Linked DNA regions of Homo sapiens: all the other regions are linked to region 3. A link is a loop called in an ENCODE intact Hi-C map of the cell type or tissue named here. Cell type or tissue: GM12878. All regions are shown on one strand.

Region 1 (5,000 bases), 590 kb before region 3:
TGATTGTGGTACAAAGATGTTATAACACTTTGAGGTGATGTGGGATTAGAAAGTAGGCAAGGTGGAGCAGAGGAATATGGAGAGTACCTCTTTGGGGCAATGTGTTCTGAGCAGAGCCTTGAAGGGAGTGATGTGGATTGGTAGTGGAAGGGGATGAATTGTCAAAGTAGGGGATTATCATATGTTAAAGAATACTAAAAGGAGGGAATGTGTTGTGGTTGAAGGGCCCAAGGAAACATGGTAGCACACCAAGATGAGGTGGTTGCAGTTAGGGTGCTGGAGGCTGGACAGAGGATGTAACTCAATAGGTAATAGGGAGCCACTCTACAATACTGCAAGAGAGAGGGTCAAGATGTGGGTAAACATACTACATAACTATAGTTATGAACATGGTATACATGGCAGTTCTCAAAACTGCCCTAAAAAATACAGATACTCTGGTGCCATGTTCCAAAATTCTGATTCATGGGGTGGGCGTGAGAGAGGTGGGTATAGAGATTGAATAGTGACATGTGAGAGAGGTGAAGACCACAGCCAGAACTAGAGATCTGAACCCAAAAGTCTACCTGTCTTTAAAGCCTATAGAACATAACCACTCTGCTATTTATGACATTTCTCATACTGTCACCTCCTCTTGAGAAGCCCTCTCTCTCCATCTCCTTGAAAATCCTCCCCATTATTCAGCGTTCAGCTTAGATATAGCCTCCACTGAGAAGTCCTCCCTGGTTCATGTTTTCCTCCTAACTGCTGTAATGTCTCCTGTAGTTACCATAGGACAGGATATGAGGAAACTTGAGGACTCGAGTTCAGAGGGGAATTGGAGGAACTAAGCCAGTCACATGTCATGAACAATATGGGAAGGATCCTAAGGGAAGCATGGAAATTCCAGAATAAGGAGGGGTTGATGAAATTATCCTCATGCCTTCATTTACTCTCCTCATATTAAAATATATTGCAGTTTGTGTGTGCCTGCTTATGTGAAATTACATATTATACTGTCTAGTTTTAATTAACCTAATCCTCACAAATGAGCAAGTAGTTTGCAATTTTTCATGCAAGTAAATCAGGGATTGAGGAGAAACTTAGTGTAAGCACAAGAAAATAATAAGGAAATGGCAGAGCTAATGCCATTCTGCTTCTAGAAGGTTCTACTCATAGGATGAGCTCTTTGTTAGCCACATTACCAAGTCAAAACAGCACAATTCCAATTAATAAACTGATAAGAAGTAGGCGAAACAGATTTGCTGCAAGTCTTTGTGAGGTATCTTTTTTTTTGGCGGTGGGGGGTGGCTGACAGCCATTAATTCCAAGAATTGAAATTGCTGAATTTAGAATCAGGACTTCAGATTACTGCATTATGAAAGATTGAAGTTTTTTATAACAAATGAAGCTTATTAAAGAACATTTCTCTCTCTAAAGACATTAGTTTAATGTTAATTTTTTAGTGAAAGCCAAAAAGATTTTCAGACTATAATATATTTATTATATATTATTTTTAAATATGGTTAATTTCATCCTTATTACATACTTTAAATTTTCCTTTTTGCCTGTGTTAAAGGAATTTTGTGTGTTTCTAGTACAGTAGCATATGTTTAGTTATAAATATATGTTTATACATGATATACATTATTACATTTATATAATTTATATATATATATTTGTACATATATTGGGAGGGTTTTTTTAGTAATTGAGTTAGAAATCAAGAAAACTTGAAAGTCATTGCATTAAACAACTGCACAGTTGTAGTAAGGGGGAGGGAGAAATTGTACCACACATTGAAAGGGCTTTTTCTGTCCAGAGATACACAAGAGGCAACCACCAATTGAGCCTATTTCAGGAGTGGGAGAGGATTCAAAGTATATTGGAGCATCAAGATAGGGTGAAGTAGGAAGTTGCAGTGATACCTGTGAGGTGGGGAGCCAAGAATATAGTGCTGCTACTAATCCATATTGACCCTTTTCACAAAGTAGAGAAAGGCACATCTTCCTTTGAGCAGGTGCAGCCCTAAATCAGGGTGCATAGCTTGGTAAGTCTGTGCAGTGGCTCAAGTTGGGCCCCCATTCACCTCCATCAGTGGACACTCTCATGCAGTGCGTGGCCTGCACAATTGTATACAGTGGCCCTGCATGAGAATGCTTAATAGAGCTACCTTAAAAGTCTCCCCGTGTGATTCTGATAACAAGCCAAGGTTGTGAATTACTGGGATACATGTTTACTTATTTACTCTATAAACTTCGTAGAATTCTTAAAAGAAATGCATTTTAAAAAGTGGTCTGTAATTCTGACATCTCACTAAATCAAACATGCTTCCACACCAAGGAGTTCGATTTAGGGAATATTTAGAACCAATTATCCAGCTGTGTGATACTGAGATAATCACTTTCCCTCTCTGAAGCCTCAGTTTCTTCAGTTATAAAATGAAAGGAGTTGAATTAGATGATCTGGAAGGTCCTTTCCAGCCATAGCACCGTATGTTCTATGCATTTTGCTGCTTAGCAATGTATGAAAATTCTCTGCCAGGCAGCCTGTGCAGCTACATTTTACTGGCTGGTTTTGGCTCATTTTCCTAAGAGGGTTGAAGGCATATGTTCACTCTAACTCTGTTTTTAGAGAGGGGCCATTTTTACCATTAACTGCACTGTCTTCTTCTTGCCAGTGTCTAGCAGGCATCTCTAAAGTGGGGTAGCGGCATAGGCAGCATTTACAGCCAACCATTGAGTGGCAATTTCAATTGTTTGATTTTCCTTCCTATGACTACATGCTTAATTGAATATCACATTTACTCATATATCTTGTAAATTATTCAGAAAACATTTTCTTCCTTGGCTGCTCCTGTAGATAGCTGTGCAACCAAAGGTCTGGCTTCAGCAATTTTAAGGCTTGATCAGAGCAGCTGAAGATCTGTAAACACTGGTTTTTGAATCTTTTCACTTTCAGTCACGAGGGTCATTAGATCTCCTTTAGACGCTCTGCCTAAATGCTCAGAAGAGTTTCTGCTTCAGCTGACAAGCATTAAAGCCTAATTGCAAGGCAAAAATATAGTGGGAGAAACAGTGTTTTCTTCTCAAAATTGGGGGAGGGAAGGGAAATGTGGGCAGATAGGCAAATCAAGTAAGTTTTGTCTTCCCATCAATGACTGATTTAATAAAGATTTGTAACCAATCAACTAGCTATGTGACCCGGGAAAAATGACTTTCTCTTTAAACCTCAGTTTCCTTAGTGGTAAAATAAGTTTGTTTGGCTTCAAGGGACTCAAGAAATGTATACAGCACAATTAAAGGGATGTTTTTGCTTACACTTTTTTTATTATTATTCCTGGAGACAGAAATATGAACCTCCCTTCAGGTAGTTCAAGCTTCATATAGTGCAAGCTTTTCCCTGAATTACCAAACTTAGTCATCTTATTTTCAAAACAGAAATGTGTGCTGAGTTTCTACAGCTTTTATTGATTCCACGTTCCTATGTGTCTAATCACACTGCCAGAAAATCTTCCCTTTTACCCCATTCAATCATCTCCAGCTACAATTAACACTTATTTTCTGTGCATAACTAACTTGTCCATAACTGAGATCTCAAATAGATGATCATCGTTTCCAGATGGATTCAAAGAGCTGGTGATTGACTAGACCAGTGGTTCTTAAGCAAGTTTCTTAGTGGATAAATGAATCCTTAAAGGAGCTTATTAAAATTCAAATTTCTGGTCCCCACTACCACAGATTCAGATCCAGTGGGTTTGGGTGAGGCCTAGGAATCTAATATTTTAGCAAGCACCCAAGATGGCTTCATTTCAGGGGGCTAGTGGTCCACTGTTGGAGAAACATTTTATTCAAAAGATGGTAATGGAGAGAGACCACCACCTATGCCTGTTCTTGCTTGCCCTTTCTCTAGCCCTGGGTCTATTCTTGTTTCTGCTCTCTGTGTAGTGTCTTTGTGAGAGAAGGAGGGACAGTGATTGCAAACTCTGTTTTCTTCAGACTTACAAAGGTAAAGTGATTTCTCCAGAGCCCCTACCCAGTGAAGAAAGAATAATATTAGAGTTTTCTCTCCTAACTTGGAGCTCGTCACCTAGGCTTCAGAGCAGACTTACCCTGACATTCAGTATAACAGGCCAGGATGAGAAGCAAGCCAAAACTAAACTCAGTGTTTTTACTCACCAGCTGGTTTGTGTGATTCCAATGACCAGTGTCAGGTTTGATGGTGAACAAAAGGAAACACTTGATAAATAACAAATTATTCTCAGATGCTTGTTGCAGCTTTCACTCTAAAGGAAAATCTCTACTGTCCCCTAACAGCTGGTGTGAGCAGATAAGCTGGGGGCATTCCATGCCTCTGGTGTCATAGGGTTAAGAAACCAAGAAATAGCAGAGGAAAGCGTCACTCTCAGTCTTGTGGACTAAAAGTATCTAAGGCATATGTAGGATATTATTCCCTTATACCAAGATTTAAATAAAAAGAAGCATCAATTAATCTTGAATAAAAGGTTGTACTACCAAAAAAATGCTTGAAACATCTTGCCATATACTCTCATCATCCCATTTTACAGAGGATACTAAGACTCAGAAAAGCGATGTGACTTGCTTAAGATTTCTTCAAATCTTTAAACAGTGAGCATCAACTTTATTCTTATTCTTAAAAGCTTTTAAGAGGAAAGCATTTTAATAATCTTTTTGAGTACTCATTACATAATAGGCACTGTTCTATGTGCTTCATATTTAAGCCCCACAACAATACTATAGGGTGGATCTTATGATCTTCATCTTACAGATGAAGGAACTAAGTACAGAAAAGTTAAGCAAATTGCCCAAGGCCTCACAGATGACCTTAGAGTTGGAATTAGAAGAACCCAGACAGACTGGCTCGAGAGCCTCTGGGTTTAACCACTAGGCTTCCTGTCTCTCAAACACAACAGGTAGGATTACCAAGATACTCTTTATCAAACTCTCTCCATCATGTTAATTCCATTCTCAAAAAGTGACATTGAATTCTGATTTAACAAT
Region 2 (5,000 bases), 770 kb before region 3:
TATAAAAGAAAGGACAGAATAAAGGACAGTCATTCAATCTGGATCTATTTAGCTTTAGGAAAAGCTCACTGCTTTGTCATGAGGCACCACACTTTGGGATCTTAGAGCATTCAGAGATGGAAAAAATCAGCAGGCACTAGAGTCCTAAGAAAAGGCTGCGGTGAATAATGAAATCAGAAAATCACTTCCTTCTGGAAGCCCTCCCTGATTGCTTCAGCCAGAGGTGTGACCTCTCTCCTTGAGCTCATACCACTTTGCTTTTTCCCTGTGGTACCTCTCAGAGCCTACCTTGTGTTACATGTACTTCTATGTAGAATCAGTGACTCAGCCTTCTTAGTAGACGGTAAGCTTAGGAAGTGGAGGAACACTTCTATATATGTCATTTCTTACCCCCAAAGGTCTTTGCAGGCATTTACTGTTTTTGTTAAAGTGAAAAAATTCTTCATTCCGTCCCTGCTAAAATTTACACCTGAATGTTTAACGCCTAGTGGGCATTTCTCTTCGGCCGCTAAAACATATTTCAAACACATAATCCACACACAACTCTTCCCCGCCGTAGCATCCCCAAACCCACACACACGTTTCTCTTTTCACCTTGCAGTCTATATGTCCTTAAATTATTTCTCTAATAGAAGTTTTAATAGTCATAGATAAAATGTACACAGAACCTTCTAAGTTTTGGATACTTTTAAAAGCAGTTTATATGTATTAACAAACCTAGGAAGTTTGTACTATTATTACATCCATTTTACAGATGAGAAAACTGAGGCTCAGAGAGGTTAAATAGTAATAATAACAACATCTAACATTTGAGTGACTACTGGATGTCAAACATTGTACTTAAGTGCTCATTTAAGAATAATGAGGTACAGATAGACCTCCCTGATAATTAATTGAGTCACCACTCCTTGAGGAGGCAATGAAAAAAAAGGGAAAGTCCCCTCATAGAAGCAGAGGATCTGGTCGTGGGGATGGGCTTTTGAGAAATAAGCCAGGCTGTGAGGTAGAGAAAAGCCACAGCAGTAAGCTTCCAGTGGCTCCATTAGGAATGGACAATGGTCAGAGGAGAAATATCTTTGTTACCCTGCTCAGTCCACCCTGTTCCCTGCTGGGAAAGCTATCAGCAAGAAAAGCATTAGGATAAAAACAAGTCAGTTTCACAGTTAAGTCACCTAACTGGTTATTTTCAGATTATTTTAAGTTTTTAGGTGTGTACAAAAAAGTGCAATAGGTGAGACTGAAAGAAAAGTCACCTTGACACATGTTTAATATTCAGAGGTTTATAAAGCAGTATAGGTCTGTGGTTCTCTAAAGTAATTGGCAATGAGTTATGTTCCCATGTTTCCTAAAAGAAATCAGCTGACTTTGAGCTGGGAGACTTACAGCTGTAAACACTTCTTCCTTTAGTCCATTTAGAGGAAAAGAAAATTTGAAGGGTGAGAATGAGTCGTCCCCTATACCAGAGGAGAAGGTGAGGATCAGGAAGAAACAGCAGTTACTGGCTATAGTAAGATCTGAGGTAAGGGCCTTTCTGGGAGGTTTGAAAAAGTCTACTGATCTTTTAAGAACTGCATCCTACTCCCTTCAGTGAATGGCTGCACATAGAAATGGGCCCAATGTGTACTGTGTTAGATTTCAGTTCTTCAGAAGATAGTCCGGTTGTGTGTTAAGGATGTGTTTAAAAACCCGCCTCTACAGGAATGACCCTCAAGAGAATGAGTTTTGTTTTTAGTTGCCAATCAAGCTGGGCTCTGAAGAGGAGAAAAACGCCCAAAAGGGGAAATCAGTGGCAATGCAAAAGTTCCCGAAGAGGAAGAAATGTTCAAGCACCTTTCTTCCCTCACCATTGTAGTGAGCTTGCTGAGTCATACTTTCATTAAGCAGTGCAGCATTTTTTTTTTTTTTTTGTAAACCACTGCAGCAGACATTTGAGATCAAGAAATAGGTTTTGACAAAAGTTTAGGTCCAGATAATGATTGGAAATAGCCCCTACCTTTTACATGTACTCTCTGTCTAGCACAGTTTAATATTTAATCACTCAGATCACTAATCCATGGCTAGTTTTATTTTTTAAAAAGAAGATATGTTCTTACCCAAGGATTACTGAGACATTTTGTTCTAAGCTGGCTCTGTTGTTGCAATTAGCTAGCAGACTTAGTTCCCAAGCTGGGCTGCCAATATCAATGGCAACACAGGTGCAGACTCACAAAATCAGTCAACTGGAAGCCCTATCTTTCATTTCAAACTAGGGCTAAGCCTCACTACTTAGAACTAAATGGAGGAAGGTGAGGCTAGGTTGAAGGAGGAGGTTGAAAACTGTTTTAGAACGCATATTTTTTTAAAGTATAATTTTCCATTTGCAAGTGCATACAGCAGTCAGAATTAGCCCAATGGGGTTTCCTGGCAGATGTTATAATTCTGTGTTGGCGGTGATGGACTCTAAAAAGAACTAGTGCAACAGAATTAAGACTAATGCAATGGCTTATCCTAGCCATGAGATGGCAGCAGAGGGTGGTAGGAGCTCACTGCCTACTACAGAGGAGAGTTCTGGAAGTAAAGGGGAGTCTGTGTTGGAAAGCTTCTTACCAGGAAGGAAGAAAGTGACATAGCATGTCAGAGCAATTGAACAGGAGAGGCTGGAAACTCACTAAAGCCAAGTAAGAAATCATAGAAAGTGTGGTTAGGTCAGCTGTGGGTTGCAGTCCTACTAGTTTAAATCAGGACACTAGAGGGGAAATACCTTGAAGAATAAATATATCAAAGCAGAAAGCATGCTAATGACCTATGAAAGACAGCAGAGGGGAAATCTAATGAAAGCTCAAGAGGCAAGGCATTGTGATGGGATAATTCTTTGAGAGGTTGTTGCTCTTTGGGAGCTGAGTCCCCATGAAGTACCAAGCCCAGTGCTGGGAGGATGCTATAGGTCCAGTGGTCCACAATCCCTTTTACAAAACTCTTGGGGACAGATTTGTTTTGGAATTCTAAATTTGTCAGATTTTAGAACAGTAATATGCTGTCTATGCCATATATTAGATAACACTCCCAGTGAGGTTTCAGGCAGCACCCATAATTAGAGTTCCAAAATTTAGCAAATAAAAATACAGGATGCCCAATTAAATTTGAATTTCAGCTAAACAGCAAAAATGTTTTAGTATAACTAAATGCCCCTTATAATTTTGGGACATGCTTATACAAAAACATTATTCATTATTTATCTGAAATTTAAATTTAACTATGTCCTATGTTTTATCTGGCAACCCTACTATAATCAAACACAATAAATTTTCAGCAGTGAAACCTGGGCATGCTTAGATGCAATGGGATAAATAAACACCATAAATTGCCTCCCATCAGTGCATGTCAGGTTTTGCTGCCATATGAGAGGTTTGATAGGGAATTTATTTTTAAAAACTTTGGTTTTCAGAACTTGGTGGGCTTGGTGATCATGATATCTCCCCTGCCAGGTGAGTATTGCTCACCTGCCAGGTGGGTTTTGGAATTTTGGACCTGTAATTGTCCAATAAATGTTTTTAAAGTGAGAAATCCACAATGAGATATGTTCATACCTTCAGTGTGTCCAGTTTTTAAGGGTCAAGGTCCCTCATTTTTTTTCTTTCAAGACACAGGATGTGGTCAGGTACTGCAGATCCTGAAGGGTTGGGGTATGTGGAAGACAAAGTGAGGTATACTCAAGTAGTTTTTACATTTATAGGAAAGCTTGGCTGGAGGGTTTAATGACCTGCTGTGGGCTGCCCACTTCCTTTCAAATCTTCAGGATGAAATCAGAATGAAGGAGGTGGAGGAGACTTAATCCCTAGCTATACCAAAGAACACATTTTGAAAATGTATACTGTACATTGAACTCTGACTCTGGCTTGGTCTCTCATTTGTGGAGTGGGACTTGGGGCAAGCTTTTGTGTTTGGTCTTTATCTATGTAATGGTGGTGTTGCCTATGCCTGTCTTCCTCACAGGACTGTTGTGAAGATCAAATGCATCAGGGATGGGAAAGTGCTTTGAAACATTCTCAACACCAAATAGATGGAAGCAGGCATTTTCATGCATTTTTTTTTTTATCATAACAGGATAATGTGGGCTGCATGCTCAAAGATGTTTCTAATAAGGTAGTGTGGTAGGGTTAGGAGATTGGTCTCTGCAGTCAGACAGACTGACCTGGGGTTCACATTCCAGCCCCACCACTCCCTGGCTGGATTACCTTGGGCAAGTTACTTAACCTCTCCAGCCCTCAGTTTCCTCATCGGCAAAATGAGGATTACAATAGTAACTCATGGCATGAGGTCATTATGAGGATTAAGAGAGTTAATTAAATGCCTGGCAACTAGGAAGCCAGTGTTATTATTTTTCATGATGGATTACTATAGGAACTAAACAAGAAAGCACTCAATAAATGTTAGTTCTTTTCATCATTATGACTTACGAGATGTAGAATTGTCACTTCTGGATATGTAGTCTTGAAGTGACTGTATATGTGATTTGACACACTCTATGTGCTATGGTTTGGGCATGGTTTGTTTGTCCCCACTAAAACTAATTTTGAATTTGATCCCCAGTGTGGTGGTATTGGGAGGTAGGGCCTAGTGAAAGGTGTTTGGGTCATGAGGGTGTAATCCCTTATGAATGGCTGTTCTTGCAGGAGTGAGTTCTCATTCCTGTAAGACTGTATTAGTTCTCGCAGGGATGGATTTGTTTCCTTGAAAGTGAGTTGTGATAAGGCCAGGATGCCCCTCAGGCTTTCCTTTCCTCACACCTGTCTGCTTTGACTTTGACCTTCTCTGCCATGTTGTGACACAGCACAAATGCCCTCTCCAGAAACCAGGGCCATGCCCTTGAACTTCTCAGCCTGCAGAACTGTGAGCTAAATAAACCTCTATTCTTTATAAATAACCCAGTCTCAGCTATTTTTTATTAGCAACACAGAATGAACTAGAATACCTAGTTCATGCCTAGACAGAGTTTGCATGCATCAGCACTGTTTCCATTA
Region 3 (5,000 bases):
CCTGAGTTTTAGCTACTCTGCTCATCTTCCATGTCTCAGGCCAAGTTAAATTGTGCTTCTAGGTCTTTCTCCAGATTTACCTTTAGCTGCCTCTGAAAAACACTTCTGGGTCACCCCGTGTTGCCTTTTATACAGCCTGTCAGCTACACCTGGAGCAGATTCTCAGAAGAGCTTTGGGCGCTCTCCTCAAGGAGACGGGTTAAAACCCATCTGACCAAATATTGGATGTATTCGATTCAGCGCTAGCTCTTGAGGACACTTAGCCTCTAGGAAATTGGTTCCTCTCCCCTAACATCTGCTCAGTAGTCCTCTGCTTGCTTCCACTTGAACTTTCTCAGCTAAATAAGTCAGTTACTGGAATAGTAATAGCTAATATTGGTTAAATGTTTCTATATGCCAGTCACTATAGTAAGCTCTGTAAACATATTGTTTTCTCATAGGTAAGATCAACAAACTAGATGAGTGAAAGGGAGCCAGAAGCAGAAACGGGACAAGGAAATAGACTATTAGTGTGACAAGCGCTCCGATATGGACTGCCACAAGGATATAGGTGAGAGATATCAAATCCAGTTGAAAGGAGCTGGGGAGTTTTCAGGGAAAAATAAGAAGTTAGCTAGGTAAGGAAGGGAAGAAGGGCATTCCCAGCAAAGGGAGTAACACATGCAAAGTTGCAAAGGGGTGGAGGAACATGGTATTTTCGAGGTGGCTGGGCAAGAGAAGAAGACAGGGTGGTGATGGAAGTGATAGCCAGAGTCCCTGTAGGCCTTGCTAAAGAATCTGGACTTTATCCTGAAGGCAATGGGGAACCACTGCTAAAGAAGGATAATGACATCAGATTTGCATTTTAGAAACATCAGTTTGTCCACAGGATGGGAGATAGATAAAGGCGTTGATGTGCAGTACCTTTGTGGAACAGGGAGAGAGAGAGTCAGGGGCTATTTTCAGTAACCTAGATGAGAACTTACATAAAGAGAAGGAAGATAGATTCTAGAGTTCTCATTGTGTGTCTTAGCGTAACAACAGTAATTTACTCCTTCTGACGACACTACACATTTGTGATTGACATCATTATGGCTGCTTTTGTTAGATTCCATCTGTGTGTGTGTGTGTGTGTGTGTGTGTATGGATCATGTCTCCTCAAATTAACTACAGGCTTGTTGAAGACTATATCCTTAAATTCTTTGTAGTTTTTACAATGCCTTATTCAGCATCTTGAATACAGTGAATGTTCAGAATATGCTTTTTGAGTGACTGTTATTAATTTTTGACATAATCCTTGAACATTCAAGAATGCTAGAAAGCCAGACCCAGTGAGCTGATTTACCTCAGGACTCAGAAGTGCATGTTCCCTCATTCTAGCCATTAAATTAGCCCCATACCAGCAATGCCAGCTTTGAACATTAGCTATTTCCATCCATGCTTTATCAGCCAACGGATATACACCACAGAGACTTTTCCAGGTCCAAGGTTCCTGGGTAATGACAAATGCCACAAATAATACCACCCAATATGAGTTTAGTACTTTATCATTTTTAAGGTATTTTGTGATCCATTATCTCATTTATTTATTTTTCATTTGTTTTATTCATTCGTCAAGTCCCAGCCAGAGGCAGGAATTATTATAGAGGAAAGAATCGAACAGCCAGATAAAGTGTCTGACCAAGGTCCCCACTTAGAGAAAATAGAGACTGAGCCCAGGTCTGTGTGTGCTCAGGAAGTCAGTGTGGTACAGGGAGAAGAGTCTGGGATGAGAGTTACAGGGAACTGTGCTAGAAATCACGTCCTTTCACAAAATGAACCTGTGAGGCAAGCCATTTCTCCTTTCTGTGTTTCAGCTTCTCCGTGAGTAAAATGGAAGTGATACCACCTATCTCACAGAGCAGCTCTGAAGGCCAAAAAGATGACACATACAAAGCACTTAGCACCATGCCTAGAATAATTAATACTTCTCAGATCCTCTTTATCTCAGCTCAACACACTCCCAACTGGTCCAACAAGTTCCCAAAAGTGTCTGAGAGAGCTGTAAAATACAGATTCCTAGGCTCCACTCCAGATCTACAAAATTAGTATGTCTGGGGAGAAGGCCCAGATGATTCTGATACACATTTCCATGGGGAACCACTGGATAGGACCATATCATTAGCCCACATCAGTCTAACTTTCAGAGGAAAAGCAAGAGGAATCCACATTTTTTGGAAACCTACACTGTGCTTGATGCAGTGCTAGCAGCTTTCACTTGAAAGATACATTTGTCTCTTTCTCATAATTTCTCACAGTTCACCAGGGTGAGGCTAGGTGACAATGATTTGAAAAAGTTATATGACACAGAACACAGATATAACATATATTTTCATCCCTGTAACTCTAGCCTCGCCAGGGAATTGCTCCTGGGATTACAGTTGACCCTAGTTTTCCTCCTGGTTCCTGCGTTTGAAACCCATTTCACTTTATTAAAAAACCTTCTATATTGTCCAACCTATACTAATAACAATAGTAATACTATCAGTTAATGTCAGGCCAAGCAGCTCATGCCTGTAATCCCAGCACTTTAAGAGGCCGAGCTGGGCAGCTTAGATGAGTCCAGCAATTTGAGACCAGCCTGGGCAACATGGTGAAGCCCCGTCTCAACAAAAAATATTAAAAAAAATAAATAAAAATTTATATTTTTTGTTGAGACGGGGCTTCACCATGTTGCCCAGGCATTAACTGGAAGAAACAGAAACAAGGAATTAAGTGTGTTCACATTCTTTGATCTAAGGACTAGAGGCAGGACTGAGAAAGCAGCAGAGAATGAATTCACCTGACTTTACTGCCATCGTGTGGTCGTCTCATGCATAGACAACTGGCTCACAATTCTGCATTCATTTTTCCAGTCATTGAGCCTACTAGGCCCTCTGCAAGGCAATGTGAAAATAAGGCCAATTGAATCAGAAGACCTGACCTTGAGGCTATTGTAACAGCCTTGCTTTCCTCTGGAGTCACCAAGCTGGAAGTCACCTTAGTCACCAACTACTCCAGGGGTGAGCACCTCATTCTCATGCAGACTATGTCAGAAAAGATAGAAATGTTTATAAGCACCGTCATTATTTTTCTATTCAAAATGAAAGTAGCTTAGTGGCCTATGGGATGTATAGAGTCTCATTACTTTAAGCACCTCACTATTTTTAATAGAAGATGATCAGTGAGAAAATCTAATGGTAAATTAGCTTTCTAATCTGTTATGCCTTGTACCTGTAGAGCATTGTTTTCATAAAGCACATTTATCTGCATGTTGTCATGTTATGGCCAAAACAATTTTGGAAGGTAGGTATATTAGTCCATTCTCATGCTGCTATGAAGAAATACCTGAAACTGGGTAATTTAAAAAAAAAAAAAAAAAAAGCCGGGCGCAGTGGCTCACGCCTGTAATCCCAGCACTTTGGGAGGCTGAGACGGGTGGATCACGAGGTCAGGAGTTCGAGACCAGCCTGACCAACATGGTGAAACCCTGTCTCTACTAAAAATACAAAAATTAGCCGGGCGTGGTGGTGCATGCCTGTAATCTCAGCTACTCAGGAGGCTGAGACAGAAGAATTGCTTGAGCCTGGGGGTCAGAGGCTGCAGTGAGCCGAGATCGTGCCACTGCACTTCAGCCTGGGCTACAGAGCCAGACTCCGTCTCAAAAAAAAAAAAAAAAAAAAAGAAAAAGAGGTTTACTTGACTCACAGTTCCACATGGCTGGGGAGGCCTCAGGAAACTTATCATCATGCCAGAAGGCACCTCTTCACAGAGCAGCAGGAGAGAGAATGAGTGCAAGCAGGGGAAATGCCAGATGCTTATAAAGTCATCAGATCTTGTGAGACTCGCTTATTATCATGAGAACAGCATGGGGGAAACTTTCGCCATGATTCAGTTATCTCCACCTAGTCCTGCCCTAGACACGTGGGGATTATTACAATTCAAGGTGAGATTTTGATGGGGACACAGAGTCAAACCATATCAGTAGGTATTATCATCCTCACTTTAGTCGTGGGGAAACAGGTTTAAAGAAGTGAAATTACTTATCTATGGTGATACAGTCAGATAGCAACAGAGCCACCCTACAATTTGTTCGTTCCATTCAGTGCAACACTGAGCATGCCAAGCACTACGGACGTGCGGTTGAAATCATGTCCTGTCACAAACTTAACCTCTGGGGCAAGTCATCAAACCTTTTTGAGTTTCAGCTCCCCATGAGTAAAACAGAAGCGATACCAACTACCTCCTCACAGAGCAGCTGCTTAAGTTGCCTTTTAACTGACTGATTCCCCCACTGCCTGCTCCAGCTCAGCACAGCTTCTTCTCTGGCTGGATACTCCTCTCTGTGTGGGCTAGATGGGCAACTAAAAAATCTTAAGCAACACCTAAGCCATGGATTTTCAAGGACTGCCTGCCAGGGCATTCTAGCTGATGCTGCAGGAAAATTGTGAGGGGCGGATGGCCTCCTATGGATGAGTTGCTTTGGACAATCCCTTTGGCCAATCTCTGGCCCCTCCTTCCATGGGTGGGTATTACTTTCTTTTTTTTTCTTTTCCTCTATAACTTAATCTTGATGGGGTGGGTATTACTAAAAAGCTCCTCTCCTCTAGAAGGGATGCCTTAAGTAGATTGCTTTAGTTTTTATTGTACATTTTTAACATATACAATATGATGTTTTTATATACCTATAGTGAAATGATTACTACAGTCAAGCAAATTAGCATATATTTCTCCTGTTTGTGTGTGTGTGTGTGTGTGTGTGTGTACACATTAAGAGGACCTGATATCTGCTCTTCTGTTATTTAAATACAAAATAGGTAGACGTGAAATTAGATCAAAGACCTCACCATAAAAGTAGGCATATCACAACACAGGGAGCTAGGCATGTATCTGGGGCCTCTGAGTACTTATCGATCTAGTCCAATGCTCTCTATGTGAAAACAAGGAAACTAAGGGTCAGAGTGCCAAAGTGAGGTGCCCAGGCAAGCTTAGGAAAATCAAAA

The links. A loop is a pair of places that touch in the nucleus more often than their neighbours do. Peaks named below come from ENCODE experiments on the same cell type or tissue, not always from the same donor. Only the 100,000 strongest peaks of a DNase experiment are listed, where the experiment ranks them.
Region 1: a loop joins it to region 3, with 2.8 times the contacts of the local background. A loop is called at or near these places in 4 of 110 quality-filtered maps.
Region 2: it touches region 3 in a loop (22-fold over the local background); 43 of 110 quality-filtered maps call a loop at or near these places.

What each region holds. Positions count from the first base shown.
Region 1 is chrX:112,054,131-112,059,130 of GRCh38, forward strand. The region is part of intron 1 of TRPC5 (transient receptor potential cation channel subfamily C member 5); the gene reads right to left. Among named protein-coding and RNA genes, the nearest start is that of TRPC5, 26 kb to the right of the region's middle. In GM12878, no CTCF peak of the experiment used is centred here; a DNase peak (open chromatin) is centred at 2,951.
Region 2 is chrX:111,867,260-111,872,259 of GRCh38, forward strand. The region is part of intron 3 of TRPC5 (transient receptor potential cation channel subfamily C member 5); the gene reads right to left. Among named protein-coding and RNA genes, the nearest start is that of TRPC5OS, 6.4 kb to the right of the region's middle. RefSeq lists a silencer at 1,541-1,590. In GM12878, a CTCF peak has its summit at 2,499 (motif pointing right); DNase peaks (open chromatin) are centred at 1,802 and 2,672; H3K27ac peaks cover 784 bases.
Region 3 is chrX:112,639,719-112,644,718 of GRCh38, forward strand. The region is part of intron 3 of LHFPL1 (LHFPL tetraspan subfamily member 1); the gene reads right to left. Among named protein-coding and RNA genes, the nearest start is that of LHFPL1, 38 kb to the right of the region's middle. RefSeq lists enhancers at 1,830-1,879, 4,348-4,397. In GM12878, a CTCF peak has its summit at 2,822 (motif pointing left); DNase peaks (open chromatin) are centred at 1,836, 2,824 and 4,143; H3K4me3 peaks cover 248 bases; H3K27ac peaks cover 2,496 bases.